Linked DNA regions of Homo sapiens: region 1 is linked to region 2. A link is an interaction called in ENCODE POLR2A ChIA-PET data of the cell type or tissue named here. Cell type or tissue: Caco-2. All regions are shown on one strand. Each heading gives the region's core, and the rest is flanking DNA. Links, peaks and the distances in the headings are about the cores only. Region 1 overlaps SV2C (synaptic vesicle glycoprotein 2C). Region 2 has its middle 19 kb from the start of IQGAP2.

Evidence for each region. ChIA-PET counts read pairs that join two places held together with the same protein. Peaks named below come from ENCODE experiments on the same cell type or tissue, not always from the same donor. Only the 100,000 strongest peaks of a DNase experiment are listed, where the experiment ranks them.
Region 1: POLR2A ChIA-PET joins it to region 2 with 10 read pairs; 3 of 35 experiments call an interaction of 5 or more read pairs at or near these places.

The regions. Positions count from the first base shown.
Region 1 is chr5:76,240,108-76,245,487 of GRCh38, forward strand. The region is part of intron 4 of SV2C (synaptic vesicle glycoprotein 2C); the gene reads left to right. It also overlaps the pseudogene HMGN2P4. Among named protein-coding and RNA genes, the nearest start is that of SV2C-AS2, 69 kb to the right of the region's middle. In Caco-2, for the core only: no CTCF peak of the experiment used is centred there; no DNase peak of the experiment used is centred there; H3K27me3 peaks cover 121 bases.
Region 2 is chr5:76,381,168-76,386,547 of GRCh38, forward strand. No RefSeq gene overlaps it. Among named protein-coding and RNA genes, the nearest start is that of IQGAP2, 19 kb to the right of the region's middle. In Caco-2, for the core only: no CTCF peak of the experiment used is centred there; a DNase peak (open chromatin) is centred at 3,204.

The DNA.
Region 1 (5,380 bases), core at 218-5,217, 140 kb before region 2:
AGCAAAAGAGAAGAATCTAATGCCTACTATTTGTTTTGGTGGCACCCCTACAGCATAAAATTGTGGCACGTGTGAGGGAGAACATAGTGTTGGTTCAGTGCCAGCCAAGGGAGACTGCATTCCCACACCCCTACCCCAAATGTGGCAAGTAATAATTACACAGCAGTTGTGTGATAACTTCTGCTTAAAGCAGATGTATTTTGACACATCACCTGTCCCCTGATATCAGTGTAGCTGTGTAAACAGTAGTGTGTACATTACCAACATTTTACCCCAAGCATCCCCTTAGGGTCTCCGATTTTCTGCCTCAGGGCTCTCTCCAAAGACCTCTCATCCCCACACAGACTCAGCCTCGAAGTGCAGGGGAAGTAACTAACTAGGAATCAACCCTCAACTAAAAGACAACAGAAGGCAGTGGATAATTGTCCTCTGGAGGAACCATCTGTGACACATTCTACATGGTTCCTTAGAGGGTCCCCAAGTGGGATTGAGTCCCTCTTGTTCCTAGCAGTAAGCAGTTCTGTTATACACTCTTTATATGCTTTTCCTCCTTTCCTCTCTCAGTCTCTCTGATCCTTCCACCTGTGCTCTGGGTTCACCTCTCAAGTAAACCACCTGCACACAAGTCCCTGTCTCAGGCTCCATTTGGGGAAACCAAACTAAGACACCACCTCAAAACACAGAATTTCACGAGGCTCCAAATGCCTCAGAAAAGTAATGTAAATATAAAATGACCAATTTTTTGAAGTATATTAATCCTAGTTATGACACTACAGGCAGATGCCAGATAAATATTTATCATTGATTAGATCCACTATTATTAAAAATACAAACTCCCAGATCCCACCCCATTTCCACTTTTTTTTGAGATGGAGTCTCACTCTGTCACCCAGGTTGCAGTGGCAGTGGCGTGATCTCAGCTCACTGCAACCTCCACCTCCCAGGTTCAAGCGATTCTCCTGCCTCAGCCTCCCGAGTAGCTGGGACTACAAGCGCACGCCACCACACCCAGCTAATTTTTGTATTTTTAGTAGAGACGGGGTTTCACCATGTTGTCCAGGATGGTCTCAATCTCTTTTTTTTTTTTTTTTTCCCAAGCCAAACTGTATCCAGCTTTATTAAAGATACTTTCCATAAACAATCATGGTATTTCAGGCAGGACATGGGCAGACAATCGTTAACAGTATACAACAACTTTCAAACTCCCTTCTTCAATGGACTACCAAAAATCAGAAAGCCACTATAAAACCCAATGAAGTCTTCATCTGATGCTCTGAACAGGGAAAGTTTAGAGTGAGGGTTGACATTTCACATTTAGCATGTTGTTTAACAACTTTTCACAAGCCGACCCTGACTTTCAGGAAGTTAAATGAAAATGGCAGAATTTATCTGAAGATCCATAATCTAGAAACAGAACCACTGCTCTTTTGACAGGTGCCATCTCAGTGGCATCACTGGAAAGTCCAGATTGCCTAACACACTGGTAACCAATGACTAGGGGTCAGGTCCCAACAGATGTCTGGGCTTAAGGGAGTTAAGTCTATGCTGAAAGAGGGAAAGGGAGACGAGGACATAAAAACAAATTTGTTTTTCTATACCACAAGGCTTTTGTGCCAAGGTGGCCATGTGTGTCAAAGTCAGGGAATCCCTCCTCCTGGAAGCCAAGAGGAAGTCTCTCAAAACTAGAAGGGAAAGGTGTTTTCTCCACATCAATCCAGCTTTGGAGACATTCTATTAGCGACATATGCCCCTTCCCCCAAAAACAACAATGAAGTGTTCTATGTGCTAACAACATAGCTTTAAAAAAAATAAAATAAAATAAAACAAAATTCTGCATTTTTATAAAACTTGATAAAAAATAGTATTTCAAACTGTACAGTCACCAGAAGTACACAGTTATCAAAAATGCACACACTTCACTTGGCATCTCCAGCACCTTCAGCTTTCTGCGCCTGGTCTGTTTTGGCATCTCCATTTCCTGCAGGGTTATTTCCCTCCTTGCCAGCATCAGCTTTTCCCTTTTTCCCTTTGGGTACCTTCTCTCCCTTCTTTGCAGGGGCCTTTTAGGCGTGGGCTCTGGCTTTGGAGGAGCAGGTTTAGCAGACAACCTCGCGGATCTTCTCTGTGGTTCGTCCTTCACCTTGGCTTTATCTCCCTTAGCATCCCCTTCAGCCTTTCTCTTGGGCATGGTGGCGGCAGCGACGGCAGCGGGACATAGGTGCTGGACGCGGGACGCAGCGGCGCGCGGGCTTTGGTCGGACCGGGGGTCGTTCTCGCCTCTTCTTCACACTGCTCCGGTCTCAATCTCTTGACCTCATGATCTGCCCACCTCGGCCTCCCAAAGTGCTGTGATTACAGGCATGAACCAATGCGCCCAGCCCAGTTTGCACTTTTAATAAGGAACCCTGGTGATTCTTATGTAGGTGGTTTAGGAACCACACTTTAAAAAACGCTGGCCTCATGGCTTCAAGTGAGACATGTTTTGTTTTATTGGTACAGAAACAAAATGCTGCGAGGTCACACAGATAGTGGGTACAGGGCTAGAGTTAAAATCCAGGTGTGTCTGACTTGAAGCCATTCTCTGCACTGACCATCTGCATAATCTTGGAGCATTTTGTTTCTTCATCAAGAAAACGAAGATGATGCCAGGTGTGGTAGCTCACGCCTGTAATCTCAGCACTTTAGGAGCCTGAGGTGGGAGGACTGCTTGAGGTCAGGAGTTCAAGACTAGCCTGGACAGCATAACAAGACCCCATATCTACAAAAAATTTAAAAAATTAGTAGTAGTCCCAGCTACTCAGAAGGCTGAGGCGGGAGGATCCCTTGAGCCTGGGAGTTTGAGGCCGCAGTGAGCTAAGATCACACCACTGCACTCCAGCCTGTGCAACAGATCGAGACCCCATCTAAAAAAAAAAAAAAAAAAAAAAAAAAAAGACAAAAAGAAAAGAAAGAAAGAAAACGAAGATAGTGGCATCTACTTGTTAGGTCATTACTAGGATAAAATGAGATGAGCCATGTAAAGAGGTTGGTGAGGGGCAAGGCACCATAGCAAGTGCTCAGTAAATGGTTGCTGTGCACACACAGAGCTATAATATACTTGCACTACAGAAATGCATGGAATCAAAAAAAATGTATGTTTTCTAAAAACAGAGTTAATCTGCTAGGGACTTACAAACCTCAAGTAAAGGATTCCACAAGAACGCTCTCAGATTAGTTCTACAGTCAACAAATGCGTATTGAGGGGATTTTATTTCCTGGTATAACTCAAAGACTTCCTCTGAGGGTTTTTCAGCTGAGTGCAGGACAGCAGCTGGGAGCACAGAGGCAGTCCACATGAGCATCTTCTGGGCTTGCCATAATGCTTTTGACTGGGAAGAGAGATTTTTTTAAAAGATGGCTTTTCCTGGATCTTTTTCAATTTGTAGTAAAATACACAGTGGGATTCTGAACACATCTCATTTTATTTTCCTGCTGCATACACCCTTGGATGCTCAATAAGTCACTGCTGACTGGTGCCAAAGCCTCCTGCCTGCTCTCTTTGATTCTGCTTCTGTGCCGTGCCCCGCAGTCTATTCTCAACAAGACAACCAGTGTGGTCCTTCAAAAATCTAGATCTCTTCTGTCATTTCCTATTCTTGACCCCCTGTGTCTCCTCATCACACTTGAAAGTAAACCTCAAGTCCTGGCCGGGCCCTCCTTGGGTGTGCCCAATCAGGTCCTGGCTTACCTCACATCCTCCCACTCCAACTCACATGCAGCCACACTGGCCTTGCTCTGCTCTGAATACGCCAAAAACATTTCCCTCTCAGGGCATTTGCACATGTAGTCCCCTCTGTTTGAAATGTTCTCTCAAACATCCACAGGGACCGCCCTCTCTCTGCATTCAGTTCTCTGTGGCTTGGAGAGGCCATCCCTTCCCACCCTACCTAAAATACCTAAAATAGCACACCCATTCTCAGTCCAAGCCCCTAGCTCCTTACACTGATTTATAACACACATTCAATATGGCATCTTCAGTTAGAATGAAACTCCATGTGGGCAGGACTTTGTCTCACTTACTACTCTGTCCCCAGGCCTAGAAAAGAACCAAACACGGTAAGCTCTCAAAAAGCAGAATGAGATGTCAAATGAAGTATTTCTGGTGTGGATTGGGGCTGGCCACATGTAGGATATCTTGCTTAATTGACAAATGATTTATAGAGCCCCTGTTGTACACAAAACATGGTGCCAAGGCAAAAGATGAGTAAGACCAAGTTCCTGCCTTCAAAGAGTTTTGGTCTTGCCCAGTGCTGTCCAGTAGAAATATAACATGAGCCACAAATGTAATTTAAAATTTCTAGTAACCACATCAAACAGTAAAAAGAAATATGTACCATTAGTTCTTATAATTACCTTATTTTAACCCAACAAATATCCAAAATGTCATTTCAACATGTAATCAATATAAAAATGAGATAGTTTACATTCTTTCTTTGGTATTATCCTTTAAATCTGGTATGTAGTTTACATTTACAATGCATTTCAATTCAGATGCAAGTTTTTATTGGAAACCCTTGTTCTATATTTAGAGTCCATAAAGTTTACAAAATGTCAGTTCATATTCAAGTTGATCCAAACATACTTAATGGTTTTTGAATCACTGAATCAAGTTAAATTCATCAAAATTAATAAAAGTCCTAATTCTGTTTCTCAGTCACACTAGCCATGTTTCAAGGGCTCAATACCAGTGGCTAGTGGCTGCCATATTGTACTAGGCAGTCCAGGTCTAACAGAATAGATGAGGTGTATAAATGTGGGGAAGTGAATACATTCATGAAGAGATCATATAAAGAAGAGAGTCAAAGTCTGAATACTGCCTTTGTACACAACCTCTTCCTGACAGGAACTGTCTCTTTCTTTAGGACTCAATTTATATGTCAGCTTTTCTAGGAAATCTTCCATGGTACCCCCAAATTGGGTTAGTTCCCCTCAAGTGTAAGATCCCAGAGTACCCTGTATGTCTACCATCTTCAGTTTGCCCTTCTATGTTTCAATTGCTCTCTATATATTTATATTTGCATTTCCCCCGAGTTTATAAACTTCATGTGGCCAGGAGCTGTCACTGTTAATTCCTCAATGCCAGATTCCCAATAAATTTTGTAGGAATGAATGAATGAATGAATGAAATGGCCAAGACTTGGAGGAAGAGGAAGAGGAAGGACTAGCCCTGCTAGAATGGAGAAACAGGCTGTGGAAGGGGTTCCAGGATGGGGCAAGGACCAGGGATGAAGATAGAAGCTCAGTTCATGCAAAAGTCACCAGTGGCAAATGATTCTGAAGAGTCCAAGGAGATGTGAGCTAAGAAAACACGATCAGACTTAATAAGCAGGAAGCCACTTTT
Region 2 (5,380 bases), core at 217-5,216:
CTGCCCAGTAATTGGGCCCAGACCCACAGAGGTGTGGGCAGCAGAAGACAGAGGAAATCCCAAGGCTGGGCTTCCTTATTGAATATTTAGACTTTAAGTTTAATAACTTTTCAAGTATTTATTTGAGAAGAGCCTGTTTTCAGACTCCAGGCAGCCACTGTAAGCCTGGATCCTTGGCTAGCTATGAAATCCAAAGGGTCAGTCTGGGTGCAGTGGCTCATGCCTGTAATCCCAGCACTTTGGGAGGCCTAGGCAGGTGGATCACCTGAGGTCAGGAGTTCTAAACCAGCCTGGCCAACATGGTGAAATCTCGTCTCTACTAAAAATACAAAAAATTAGCCGGGCGTGGTGGTGCATGCCTGTAATCCCAGCTATTTGGGAGGCTGAGGCAAGAGAATTGCTTGAAACTGGGAGGCGGAGGTTGCAGTGAGCTGAGATGGCGCCATTGCACTCCAGTCTGGGCAACAAGAGTGAAACTTTGTCTCAAAAAAAAAGAAAGAAAGAAACCCAAAGGGTCTGATCACTCAATCCGCTAGCAAGTGGGGCAGCCAGATAATGTCAATCCTACCTAAACCCTCCAGTGGCTTCCCATCTCTTTATTTATTTATTTCTAGACGAAGTCTCACTCTGTCACCCAGGCTGGAGTGCAGTGGCGCAATTTCAGCTCACTGCAACCTCCTGCTTCCCAGTTCAAGCAATTCTCCTGCCTCAGCCTCCCAAGTAGCAGAGGTTACAACCACCCACCATCACACCTGGCCAGTTTTTGTATTTTTAGTAGAGATGGGGTTTCACCATGTTGGCCAGGCTAGTCTTTAACTCCTGACCTCAGGTGATCCACCGCCTCGGCCTCCCAAAGTGCTGGGATTACAGGCATGAGACACCACACCAGGCCTTCCTGTCTCTTTAGAAGGAAACCCAGAGTCCTGCACATGCTGCTCCTGCCTCCAGCTTCAGTCTGCCCCAGCCCTTCCATACTCCAGCTTTTGTGGTTTTCTGTGGCACTAGCCTGGGATACCTTCCCTACTCAGCTTTTTTTGTTCCAGGTCTCACAACAATGCCTCACATAGTCAGAAGTTGTCTCTACCACCTGGTCTAAAGCAGCCCAGAACATGGTGCCTGAGATCAGGCCATACATCTGTCTTTGTCTCTTTGTCCCCCTTGTGTCTCTCCAGGGCCCCACCAGGAGCCACTGCTCAGGTCCTCCGACTCTGCTTCACCTCACCCCACCACTCAGCTGATGACCCCCAAAGTCATCACATACCAAACTTTCTCCCACTTCTTTCTTTCCCCTGCTTCCTTTGTCCTCAATAAAAAAAAAATAATAATAATCTCCTGTGCCCCCTTCCTCCAGGATGCAGTTTAGGGGTAAGAGCTGAGACTAGAGCTAGAAATACATTTAGCACGCCAGGCGCAGTGGTTCACGCCTGTAATCCTGGCACTTTGAAAGGCCAAGGCAGGCGAATCACCTGAGCTCAGGGGTTTGAGACCAGCCTGGCCAACATGGTGAAACCCTGTCTCTACTAAAAGTACACAAAAAGTTAGCCAGGCATGGTGGCACCCTCCTGTAGTCCCAGCTACTCCAGAGGCTGAGGCAGGAGAATCACTTGAACCTGGGAAGTGGAGGTTACAGTGAGCCAGGATCGTGCCACTGCACTCCAGCCTGGGGAACACAGAGAGACTCCATCTCAAAAAAAAAAAAAGAAAAGAAAAGAAAAAAGAAAGGATTACATTCAGGAAACCCTAAGTCAGCTGTGGGCCAAGCACTGGCCAGGTGCTGGTTTATGCCAGGCTTTGAATTCCAGCTTTTTGACTGTAAACCCTGGGCAACTGTCTAATCTCTTGGAGCCTCAGGCTTCTCATCTTTGAAACGGGGCTAATCAAGTCTCCTGTGCTGGTTAATTTTATGCGTCAATTTGGTTGGGCCACAGCACCCAGATATTTGGTCAAATATTATTCTGAATGTTTCTGTGAGGATGTTTTTAGATGAGATTAACATTTAAATTGGTGAACTTCAAGTGAAGAAGATTGTTGTCCATAATATGGACAGGCTTCATACAATCATTTGAAGGCTTAAATAGAACAAAAGACTGTTCTCTCCACTTACCCCAGCAAGAAGGCATTCTGCCAGTAGATGGGCCTTCGGACTGGATACCAGCGTCAGTTCTTCCCTGGGTCTCTAGCCTGCTGTCCTACTCCACAGATTTTGAACTTGCCAGGCTCCACACATGAGCCAATTCCTTAAAATAAATCTCTCTCTCTCTTTCTCTCTCTCCATAGACACACACACACACACACACACATGCACACACACGCATCCTCTATTAGTTTTGTTTCTCTGGAGAACCCAAAATGACTATACCTACCTTACAGTGATAAGAGTTGTTATTACTAATAACTGCTGCTATTTCTTGAGTGCTTACAATGTTAAGCTTGCTAAGGGTTTACCACATGTTATTTCATTTAATCCTTACCACACCCTTATGAACTGGGTATTATTATTGTCGGCTGTGTACAGTGAGGAAATAGATGCTTTGAGAGATTTAAATCACTCACAGCTAGCAAAGGGTGGAACCAAGATTTGAATTTTAACCACCATCCTCACTGCCTCAACTGAGTGTCTAACTAACAGTGTTCCTCTTACCCAATAAATGTTCTATTCCACTCTCTCACTAAAGTAATGTAAGCATATGCATTCCTTTTATTCATGTATTTAATTTTTAAATGTATACATATATGTTTGAACATATATGATTATATGTAGTATATTTTATATGTGCATGCATATATATATATATAAAATCATCTGACTTATGTGGTTCAGGAGCTGTCAGGAGACAGGGACAGAAGGTTCTGACTGCATTCCTCAGACCACCCCAGATTGGTTTTCCTGGGGGCTGAGTGTCTGCCTACCCAGCAGAGCCCCCTCAGCTTCCTGCCTCCATCTGCAATGCCGGAGGGCAGCCCTGCCACTCAGGCCAGGGAGCTCCCTGGAAGTCATCCCCTCTTGGTCCCCTCCAGTGAGCCATTTCATCTTGTGTTGTTGCAGAATTTCTAGGTGCTCTGACTTTGTCAGGGAGCAAACTGGCTTGATGGTAGAGTTTGTGGAGGAGGAGTTGTGTACATGACATTTGACCTGGACTTTGTAGAGGTACCATTTTGAGCCTGTTCATTTAAATCTCTTTTTACTGATAAGCTCATACACAAAAACAAGACGCTGGAGTGGCCGGCTTCCAGCATAGCAGAAGGTGGGGAGAAATGCAGTTTGCAAGGTACCGTGGCTTGTCACGCTGCTGCCAAGGAAATGCTGCTCAAATTCACCACCAGGTTTAACCCTGCCTGCTCCAATGTAGTGGTGTGGTCAGGAAGCACTTGGCCTGTTCTGGAGAGGGAAGAACCCTCAGTAAGAGGCCCCTAAGTGCCTCAGTAGTGGCTCTCCTTCCCCCCCCCACCACCCCCCCAGCTTTTCATTAGTGTTTTCCTAGAAAATTTCTTTTACCAGTGAACAAAATTTTTTTTTAAGTTGGAGAGAGAAGGACCAAATAAAATTTTTTTAAATTAAAAAGCCTCTTAGGGCAGGTAAATGTGCACTTTTCTTTTATGCCAATTAGAATAAGTCGAATTAGAAAGCAGTTTCCACTTATTATGCCCCTCTTAGCACTTTGCTAAAAGCTTTGCCTACATTATCTCCTTTGATGTTCCCACAACCCTGTCAAGTGGGTATTACTTGACGATGATGGCACAATGGCTCAAAGGGTGCAGGAGCCTGCCCAGGGTCACATAGCTGTAAGTAGCAAAGTTGCTACTCCAGACTTCCCCTGGCAGAGAAGCATCTCCTAGAATGATGTCTTGGTGAAGGGCACGGGAAGCTTTTGACTTTCATAATCATTGGTTCTGCTGGGAAGTGTGCCTAGAAGGAATGCCTAAAAATGATGGAATCTACCTGCTTTCTTTACCAGAATTCATTCATTCACTCACTCATTCAACAATTGTAAATTGAGTGCTTCTGCTATGTGTCAGGCCTGTTCTAGATGCTGGAAATATGATATAGTCCTGTCTGTCTGGCCAGACACTGGGTTGCCATTATGCAGAGGTAAAACATTTTAAACATCAAATTCAGCAAAACCTTCCCTGATGGATCTAACTCTTTGTTGTAAAAACTCACAGCACTGCTTTTTGCCAAGAAATGTCCTTACTCCTATAACTTTCTGACCTTGTTTGGCAGAGATTTGTACTGTTATGAATCCTTTCCAAAACCCATGCCTTCTTAAACCAGTTAGGCTATGAACTCCTTTAGAGCCGAGGTTGTACACATATCAGTCACCCAACAAATACACTTTGACTTCATGAAAATAATTTTTGATACTGAATAATTTCCCTGTAGAATCAAATTGTTTACATTTGGCCAGGCACAGTGGCTCGCACCTGTAATCCTAGCACTTTGGAAGGCCGAGGCGGGTGGATCGCTTGACCTCTGGAGTTCTAGACCAGCCTGGGAAACCCAGTCTCTGCAAGAAATACAAAAATTAGCCTAGTGTGGTGGCTCATGTCTGTAATCCCAGCAACTTAAGGGGCTGAGGCGGGAGGATCACTTGAGCCCAGGAGGTGGAGGTTGCAGGTTGCAGTGAGCTGAGATTGCAACACTGCACTCCAGCCTGGGTTACAGAGTGACACCCTGTCTCAAAAAAAAAAAAAAAAAAATTTACACTTAAGCAAGTCAACCATTTGATTTTAAGCATTAAATGTATGATCTTAATTTTCCTATCATCTTTTACCCCAGGATCTAAATCTGGACTGTGAGTCCATGTGTGTAGACGGTGATAATATTTGGTGTGACTTGAAATTCAGCTCCTTGAGTCTCAGATTCCTGCAAACTGAGGGAAATAAGAAATGTTTGCCAATAACACACAAGCTTTATGGACTTTTTTTTCCAAATTCTGTTCTCTCTCTCTCTTTTCCCTCTCTTGCAGTCTCTCAGATCATAGTCAGATTTTTCTAAATTCAGACAGTATCTTCTGGGCTGTGAAGAAAAACTAGGAGACTCTGAGGAAGGTTGCTGACCTCTGCCTATCATTCCTTAAGGTTCTCAGGGTTCTTGTTTAAACACAAGTCTTGTTAAGCACTTTCTAAAACCAGACAGCTCTATAAGTTTGGAGAGAGAGAAAAGGAAAAGCTAGGAACAAAATCATCTGTCAGGCTGATGATCACAGTGCAGAATGAATATAGGGCCAGTTATGGGGAAGGGGAATGGCACAGGCAGAATTATAAGTAAACAGGTTTTCTCCCTTTCTGGGCTGCAGGATCTCATGCCAACGTCCTGGCCTTGGCTGCCCTCCAGTCTTGTTTGACCTTGGAGCTGTACCTGCAAGGCGAGGGAGGAGCC